2 separate regions of the Homo sapiens genome follow, and region 1 is linked to region 2. Evidence: chromatin loops called from intact Hi-C (ENCODE). Cell type or tissue: PC-3. All regions are shown on one strand. Each heading gives the region's core, and the rest is flanking DNA. Links, peaks and the distances in the headings are about the cores only.

Region 1 (4,390 bases), core at 203-4,202, 68 kb after region 2:
GCAAGGACTTATCTCTGAGCTCAGCTGGGCAGCAGGAAGGGAGCGAAGCGACCACCGTGGGCAGCTCTTCCTGCCCCAGGAGCCCCTTTTGGGAGCAGCAAGGGATGTGGCCACTGACTCAGGGGTGTCAATCACCCATCTTCCCCGGAGCTGCGGTTGCCCACCGGACTCTGAGGGGAATCAGAAGTCAGTCGCGTAGAGAGCATCCTGGGGAAGCCTCAGGCACCGTCCGGCCTGGCCTTTCTGCTCCAAGCCCTCCCCCTGCGCCCAGCACGACCCCATCTCTGTACACTACCATGAGATCACTGGTGGACAGCTGTCTCTACTGTGTGGCCAGCCCCAGCAGAGGCTGAGGGTCGGGCACCTGGAGGTCAGGCTGGGGTCTACCACTCCCAGCAGCTGGGTCCTCTCTGCAACAGAGGGCATTCCTGGGGGCCAGCCCAGCTCCTCTGGGGATTTCTTCCCACTTTGTAGACCCCAGACTTAGTGCCAATAGAAGACCACTTCTCGCAGGGTACAAAGTCTGTTCAACAAGTATTTGCTGGGCGTCCACTCTGGGCAGGGCCTTGGCAAGACCCAGGAGAGGAGACGCTGTGGGGGGTCTGGAGGCCCAAGGGGGTTACTAAGCCCAGCCCTGGGGTTAAGGGAAGTCTAATGAGGGAAGTCGACATTTGCAAGACAAAAAGAATTTGATCTGTTGGAAGTGCAGAGGGCTGCCCCAAGCCAAGAAAACAGCGGGGCACAAAGCCCTGGGGGAGACAAGAGGCCTCCCCTGCCCCCAGCTCTTGCCCAACCTGTTAGGGAGCAGTGCTCTAGCCAGCGCCTTCTCAGGGCTTCAGGAGGCCAGTGTGCAAAGCAAGGGTGACCTAGTGGGGTCCTGGGGGCTATCCTGTTGGGGCTTGGCAGCCAGCCACATGCATCTTTGGTCATTGCCACGGTCACGGTCCCTGCCTTCCCATCCCTGCTGGCTCGTGGGATGTCTACGGGGCTTGCCTGGCACCCCCGGCCCTCCTCTGCACTCCTCAGGAAGGAAGGTTCAGGATCCCTGAGCTCAGCCTCCCCAAGGCAGCTCTTTAGAAGCCTACAATCTTAGCTGGAAACCGTCACGGTTAAGGGTTTCCTCCCGGTGGCTCCCCAGCGCCCCTCAGCCCGGCCTGAGACTTATCACTGCCCCCCAGCTGGTGCCCCCCTCCTCCTCCAACCACCTCACCCTGGGTGATTCAGCAAATCTTCCCTCCATGAGGGGAAAAACAAGAGTGAAAAATCACAATGTCAGATTACAAAGCCCTAACTGTAGGGCAGGCCCCTGGCAGGGAGATAAGGGTCTCATTCCCCACCCTCAAAGCCTCTCTGGCAGATAAACCTCCTAGAGCAGCATGGGCTGCACTGCTGCAGGTGTGGGGTGGGGAGGCCTGGCCTCACGGAAGTCTGGTCAGGGGACACAGGGCCCTGCCAGGAGCTGAGGGCCCACAGCTCGGCCACTGTGCAGAGCTGGCCAAAGAGGAAGTGCCACGGCCAGCATTGATGTTGCCATCCCAACAACTGCCTTGGAGGGAAAAAGAGAAGGGCAGGGCCTTCTGAGAAAGTTCAATGACAGGATGCCCCACAAATGCCCTTCACCCTGGGGTGTCCCTCTGCCAGCTCAGCCTGCAAACCATGATCCCTTGTACGACTGCAGCCCAGCTGTGTTGCAGAAGTAAAGGTGTCTGCCCCCATGAAGCCAGCCCAGAGGAGGGAGGAGCTGGGATGCCATTCCTGGGAGGGGGGCCTCCTCTGGGGAGGCCTGGGTGGACTTGAAGGCAGCTCAGCCTCATCTGCCCTAGAGACCTTGCCAGGAGAAATCCTGGGTCTCCAAGCCAGGAGATCTGCTAGGCTGGGAGACCTGCCCTGGGAGCCACTTGTCAGCAGGGGACCCTGTGATTGTGGGGATGAGGCTGGGGGTAGGAAGGGGCGGTCACTAGGCTTCCTCTGCTGGTGGAGGACAATGAAATGATGGCTTTGAAGCTGAACTCTGTGCTGGGCCCTGGTGCTCTAAGCAAGTCATTTCTCTACTTTTTAGCCCCGTATGCTGTCTGTAAAGTGAGATAAGAAAACCCACCCGCAGGGCTGTCCTGGGGAGTCCAGGTGCATGCCAAGCAGGAGTGGCACAGGTCCTGGTCTCTGTTTCCCAGGGTTGGGGACCAGCATCTGGCTGGAATGGGGGTGGCTTTGGGATAAGTGCCTGCATAGCTCTTGGTATCCAGGGCCAAGGGTCCAGCTGCCCAGCATTCTAAAGACTCTCCATTGTCTGGGGAAGCTCTCTGAGGTCATTTCCCACAACACCATGGGATGGCTGCGGTGGGCTAGGGAAAGGAGGGTGTGCAGCAGGCACATAAACTTTCTAGAGTAGTGTGGGTTGCACCACTGCAGGCATGAGGTGGGGCGCCCCGGTGTCACAAAAGTCCGATCAGGGGACATATGGTCCTGCCAGGAGCTAAGGGCCCAGAGCTTGGCCACCGTGCAGAGAGCTGGGCGAAGAGGAAGCGCCGCAGCCAGTGGACTTGGTTCCACTCAGCTGCAAAAGGAAGAGAGTTGGTCAAGACGACGTCTGCAGTCCCTTCACTATAAAATTTTGCAAAATACAAACTGCTCAGTGGGTGTGTAGTTGGCCGAAGGTACTCCACCAAAGAGGTACCAAAAGCTGGTGGGCTTCAAAGCAGCATCGTCCCCAGCAGCCAAAAAGTGGGCACCCCAAGTGTCCATCCACAGATGATGGGTAAACAAAACGGGGCCTGTCCATGCTAGGAAATATGACTTGGCCATCAAAGGGAATGGAGCTCTGACACATGCCACACGTGGACCTTGAGGACATCATGCTGAGTGAAACAGGCCAGTCACAAAAGCACAAGCACAGGATGATTCCACTTATATGAGGTCCCTAGAGTAGTCAAATTCATCGAAAGTAGAATGGTGGCTGGCAGGATCTGGGGGAGGGGAGTGGGGAGTTAGTGTCTAATGGGTACAGAGCTTCAGTTTGGGAAAAGTTCTGGTGTTGGCTGGTGGTGATGATTGCACAACAATGTGAATGTACCCAATGCCACTGAACTGTACACTTAGAAATAGTTAAGAAGGTAAAATTTATTAAGTATATTTTAGTAACCCCTCCCCCCGCCCCCGCCAAAAAAAAAAAGCCCATGTGCACAGTGGTCTCTGCTGAATGAAGACTTGAAAACCAGAGCCCAGCCCTAAACAGCTCATGCATAGTCCAGGCAGAGAAACAGAGCAGGTAATGCCCCCTCAACTGATGGCAGACGGGCCAGGGAGCCCTGCTCTGGGCTGGAGCAGGGAGGCACCTTCAGGGTTGTGGGAGATCTGCAGGGAGAGCCACTTCTCCCTAGGGGTGGGTGTCTGAGCAACAGCACCAGAATCCCAGCGACATTCTCTCCTTCCTCCTTCCAGACTGGCTTTGCCTGCCTCTGAGGCTCTGGGAATGCTGTTCCCTCCACTTGGAAGGCAGTTTCCTCACTTCACCAATTCTTTATCTTCGTCATCCCAAACCCAACCCACATGCACCCCACAAGAAAACCTCCCCTTGCCAGTTATAGACTCTCAAATCCCCCAGAAATTCTGCCCTCTGATGTTGATCATAATTGTCATGAAATAGCTATTTGTGTCATTGTGTGACACGTTCTATGAAATTCTCCATTGCTTCCCCAGTACTCATTAAGGAAATGCTTTTTGTCAGATGGACAGATGGATGGTTGGGTGAGTGGATGGATGGATGAATGATGGATGGATGGATGGTTGGATGGATGGATGGAAGCATGGATAGATGGATGGATGGGTGGATGGATGGATGGTGGATGTGTGGATGGATGGATGGATGAACAGATGGGTGGATGGATGGATGGATGGATGGATGGATGGTTGGATGGATGGATGGATGGATGGTGGATGTGTGGATGGATGAATGGATGAACAGATGGGTGGATGGATGGATGGATGGATGCATGGATGGATGGATGGATGGATGGACGGATGGACGGATGGATGGACAGATGGATGGATGGATGGATGGGTGGGTGGATGGATGATAGGTGGATGGATGGATGGATGGATGGATGGTGGTTGGGTGGATGGATGGTGGATGGGTGGATGGATGGACAATGGGTGGATGGATAGGCAAGCAAACTGAAGGGTCTACCCACCCAAAGGGGCCAATGCATGGAGTGCCTAGGCCTGGATAACAGGGTGCAAGTATACGTGTGAATGGGTGCTTTCGAGTCTTTTGCCTAGAACCATGAATTACAGTTCAGGCCCACTGTCAGTCCTACCTGACACTGTGTGGACTGTGGACCTGTCTGAGAACGGCTTCCTGGATCTAGAGGTTTGGCTGAAGGACAGCACTCAC
Region 2 (4,320 bases), core at 1-4,000:
AATCCCTGAATGCACGACCATGGGCAAGATAATTCCCTCCCATCTTCCTCTAACCACTGGCCTGGTTATAGCTTACCTGTTCTAGCGACAACTGGTACTTCAGTTTCCAGTGCTGTCAACCTGGTGTCTTTCATGGTCACTGAAGGAAGAAAACATATGTACAATGAAGCAAAATCCCAGATGTAATCAAAAGCGGGTTAGGGGTTCATCTGGCACAAGCTTCTTCCTCCTCTATCCCTGACAGGTGGCCACCACGTTTCCACTGGAATGAACACTCATAATCATTGGAAGCACGTGCCTCTCCCCGTCTACATTTCTGAACAGCTGGTTGCTGGAAAATTCTTTATATTGTGCTGAACTTGTAATCTCTGTCTTTTGTTAATGTCTGTTAGAGGTATAAATGAATGGGCAGGATAGGCCCTAGAATTAGAGAGTTCCGGGTTAAAATCCAAGCTCTGCAACTTATTAGCTGTGTAACATTTAGCTATTTATCTTAAGTCTCCAATGTCTAACCGTAAGTTACCTCGTCTGTAAAGTTAGAATAATGATGGCATCAAGCTCACAAGGCTTGTGGGGATTACATGAGATGATGCATTCCATTGCCCTCGGCACAGCACGGGGCACACCGAAGTTACTGGAGGAGCCATGTGAGGCAGGTCCAGGACAGTGAGAGGCACAAAGCACTGAGTGGGCCTGCAGGGCCTCACCGCCTGCCACAGTCCCCACAGTCCTCACCCCTCCCCAACCCTCCCCACCACCTTGACTCACTGGCCTTTCAGTTCCTTGGCTAAGCCACATGCTCCCCATTCCTGAGCCTAAGAGAGTCTACCTTTGGCTCCTCCTAAACTCACTCTTCATCCTTAAAATCTCAGCTTAAATGCTCACTTCCTCAGAGAAGACCTCCTAGGCCTCTACTTGCCTCCCACTTCCACCTTCCAGACTAGGTCAGGTCCCCTGTTATACTCTTGCAGCCTATATTTCTTGTGTCACTTACCACAACCCAATTAAATAAGCTTGATTGATTACTGAACATGCCTCCTTCACTAGGAGTTATATCCAGGGAGAGACCGCAGCTTACTCAGTACTGTATTTCAAGCAGCTACCATGCTGTCTGGCACTTCTTGATTGAATGACTAGAAGTTAAAATCTTTTCTTTTTCTTTCTTTCTCTCTTTCTTTTTTAGAGACAGGGTCTCACTCTTAGGCTAGAGTACAGTGGAGCCATCATAGCTCACTGCAACCTCAAACTCCTAGGCTCAAGTGATCCTCCCACCTCAGCCTCCCGAGTAGCTAGGAATACAGATGCACTCCACCAGGCCCGACTAATCGGTTTCTTTTAGTTTTAAAGATGGGGTCTCACTATGTTGCCCAGGCTGTTCCCAAACTCCTAGCCTCACGCAATCCTCCCACCAAGGCCTCCCAAGGTGCTAGTATTACAGACGTGAGCCACTGCACCTGGCCAGTATTTCTTAAATAAATGTGCAAAGCCTAATTCTGCCTTCAGGCAGCATGACTTAAGTTTACTACAAAAGAGACATAAAATGTTTGTGAACAGCTATCATTTTTCTATTTTCTTCCCCCTTTTACCCTACTTTCTGTCCAAATTAACTTGTATTAAATATCCATGCTAAATGAGTATATATAAATACATTTTTGTTTGCTTTTAAAATATGGGTCCTTCAAACTATATTTAGGTACAATCTGATCACTAGATGGTAAACTCCATGAGGACAGGAACCATCTGGGACACCTAGGGCCTATCCTGGCACCTGGCACACAAGAGGCAAAAACACCCTGCTCAGAACTGGTAAGATTTAATCAGCTTCTTTGGCAGCCATTCCAGAGTTGAATAGAGTATGAAAGCTGAGCCTCATATACTATGGACACCTAATTACCCTAAACATGGAAAAAACTTGAACCAAGTTCTTAAATGTACGACCATGGCCAAAGTCAAACTAGTGGACTGAGGAACTCTCTAACAATTAAAATCGCTTGTTCCAGATGACAGAGTAATTATATTTCCACGTGGAACACATTCCAGACATTAAACTCCACTGGTCTCTTCAGTGGCACCTGCAAGCCTGTGAACAGTGCTGCAGGCAGGCTGGCCCTCCAGAAAAGAGGGATCATACCATTCTGACAGGGAGTGCTTGCCTGGCCACACTCACTGCAAGTCACAGGGCTTGAATTAAAGTGCAGGAGCCCAGGCCAGGTGTGGTGGCTCACGCCTGTAATCCCAGCACTTTGGGAGGCCAAGGTGGGCGGATCACCTGGCGTCGGGAGTTTGAGACCAACCTAACCAACATGGAGAAACCCCATCTCTACTGAAAATACAAAACTAGCCAGGCGTGGTGGCACATGCCTGTAATCCCAGCTACTCGGGAGGCTAAGGCAGGAGAATCACTTGAACCCAGGAGGTGGAGGTTGCAATGAGTCGAGATAGTGCCACTGCACTCCAGCCTGGGCAACAAGAGCAAAACTCCGTTTCAAAATAAATACATAAATAAATAAAGTGCAAGAGCCTCTAATCTTAAAATCAGAATCTTAAAATAAGCAGTTAGTCCAGTGAGTCATATAGACTTCCTCTTGCGACTAATCCCGGTTGGACATTTTACCTGAAAAGAAATATCTAAGGCAAGGGTAAAATTAGGATCTACGCTAGATGAGATCCTGTAGACTGCCCAGCCACAACCCATCCTACATAAAGGCCCTACTCTAGGAAAGCAGAGTGGTTTTGTTGTTGGTGGTTGGTTTTTTTGTTTTGTTTTTTGAGATAGAGCCCTGCTCTGTCGCTCAGGCTGGAGTTCAGTGGCCTAATCATGACTCATGGTTCACTGCGACCTTCGCCTCCCAGGCTCAAGCAATCATCCCACCTCAACCTCCCAAGTAGCTGGGAATACAGGCACGCACCACCATGCCCAACTAATTTTTGTATTTTTTTGTAGAGACAGGGTCTCCCTAAGTCGCCCAGGCTGGTCTAGAACTCCTGGACTCAAGTGATCCATCCACCTTGGCCTCCCATAGTGCTGGGGTTACAGGCGTGAGCCCCCACCCCCTGCCAAGCAGAGTGTTTTTGTCCAATGCTCAATGTTAAGACTTTTAATTTCTTTATTACTGCACTAAAAATGATAATGGTACTAAATTGGTAGCAATTTTATGTTGGTATGTCAAAGGCTACCTACTATTCTACTCTTATTTATATTTTTAAGTGTTTATTGACTTATTCATTTGTATTTCAATCCTGTCCTATGGGGGTACTACAAGGCATAATCACTCTGGTCAGTAAAGTGAGATGTGATCTGTGAACCTCCTGAGGGGAAGGGAGGAATGCAGATGGAAACACCTGGCAGAGCAGAACACCAGTGTCAATCCACGTCCTTATCTTCGAAAGCCAAATTTAAAAAGAAACCTGCCTCCAGATCTAGACTTTTTTCCCTTTCATATTTGACCCAAAAGTTGTGTTCTCACTTATGTTCATCATTATAACTTCACTTCTATAAGCAATCTTTCTGAATAAAATGTAGGTTTGAGGAAGAAGATAAGGGCTCTGTGTTTAAGTATTTTGAGATGAAACAGAAGGCACATAGATCAATCTGTTTTCACTGTTCATCTTAACTAATATCATTCTTTAGGTGTTTACAGACGGATGGCTTATATGCCTAGGATTACACATGAACTCTAGCCTAACAGCCATGGACAGCTGTCATTAGCAGGACCCGTACGCCATTTTTTTCACATATCTCTGCCCTAGCCAAGATGCATTATGAGCTGTGAGAGAGCCAAGAGTACACACAAACCTTTTGAAAATACTAGTGGCAGATACCTAAGATGTCTTTAGAATGGATTTATCTGAAATTACAGGTGAATATTCGAATTTTTCAAAAACAAGTGCTGTGATATGTGGCCTAGACACTACCCTCTACGACTCCTCAGGACTGTATGTAACATAAAATAGGTGACCGCATATCAATTTGCCTAAGATAATTTTGTACACATTTGTCTATGATGTAAAAATGTACTGCATGTGTAAATGAAGGCAGATGTCTCTTCACTATAACTTGTTTCCTATATTCAATTTTTTATCCATAAAAATTCAAGGACAATTCAGACACAGGTCCAGGCATGGATAGACTATTTTATTATCAGGTACAGTTAGATAGAGCAGAAATGTTACACTGTTAAGTTAATGTTCCGCTCTGGCTCAGGAACTCTCAGGTGACTTCTTAGGGTAATATTCTATCAAGTGAACCAAGACGCCTTCAGCACAAATGCATCTAAAAAGGGTAAGATACTTGCTCCCATTCTCTCTTCCTATCAGTGC

What was found. A loop is a pair of places that touch in the nucleus more often than their neighbours do. Peaks named below come from ENCODE experiments on the same cell type or tissue, not always from the same donor. Only the 100,000 strongest peaks of a DNase experiment are listed, where the experiment ranks them.
Region 1: a loop joins it to region 2, with 20 times the contacts of the local background. A loop is called at or near these places in 1 of 110 quality-filtered maps.

Annotation. Positions count from the first base shown.
Region 1 is chr9:133,003,086-133,007,475 of GRCh38, forward strand. No RefSeq gene overlaps it. Among named protein-coding and RNA genes, the nearest start is that of SNORD141A, 15 kb to the right of the region's middle. RefSeq lists enhancers at 141-1,014, 1,098-1,242, 1,117-1,411, 1,889-2,760 and cis regulatory regions at 742-1,693, 1,161-1,178. In PC-3, for the core only: no CTCF peak of the experiment used is centred there; no DNase peak of the experiment used is centred there.
Region 2 is chr9:132,934,957-132,939,276 of GRCh38, forward strand. It overlaps TSC1 (TSC complex subunit 1), which reads right to left. Exons shown (of 23, transcript NM_000368.5): 2 at 77-139. Among named protein-coding and RNA genes, the nearest start is that of TSC1, 7.5 kb to the right of the region's middle. In PC-3, for the core only: no CTCF peak of the experiment used is centred there; no DNase peak of the experiment used is centred there; H3K4me3 peaks cover 715 bases; H3K27ac peaks cover 1,518 bases.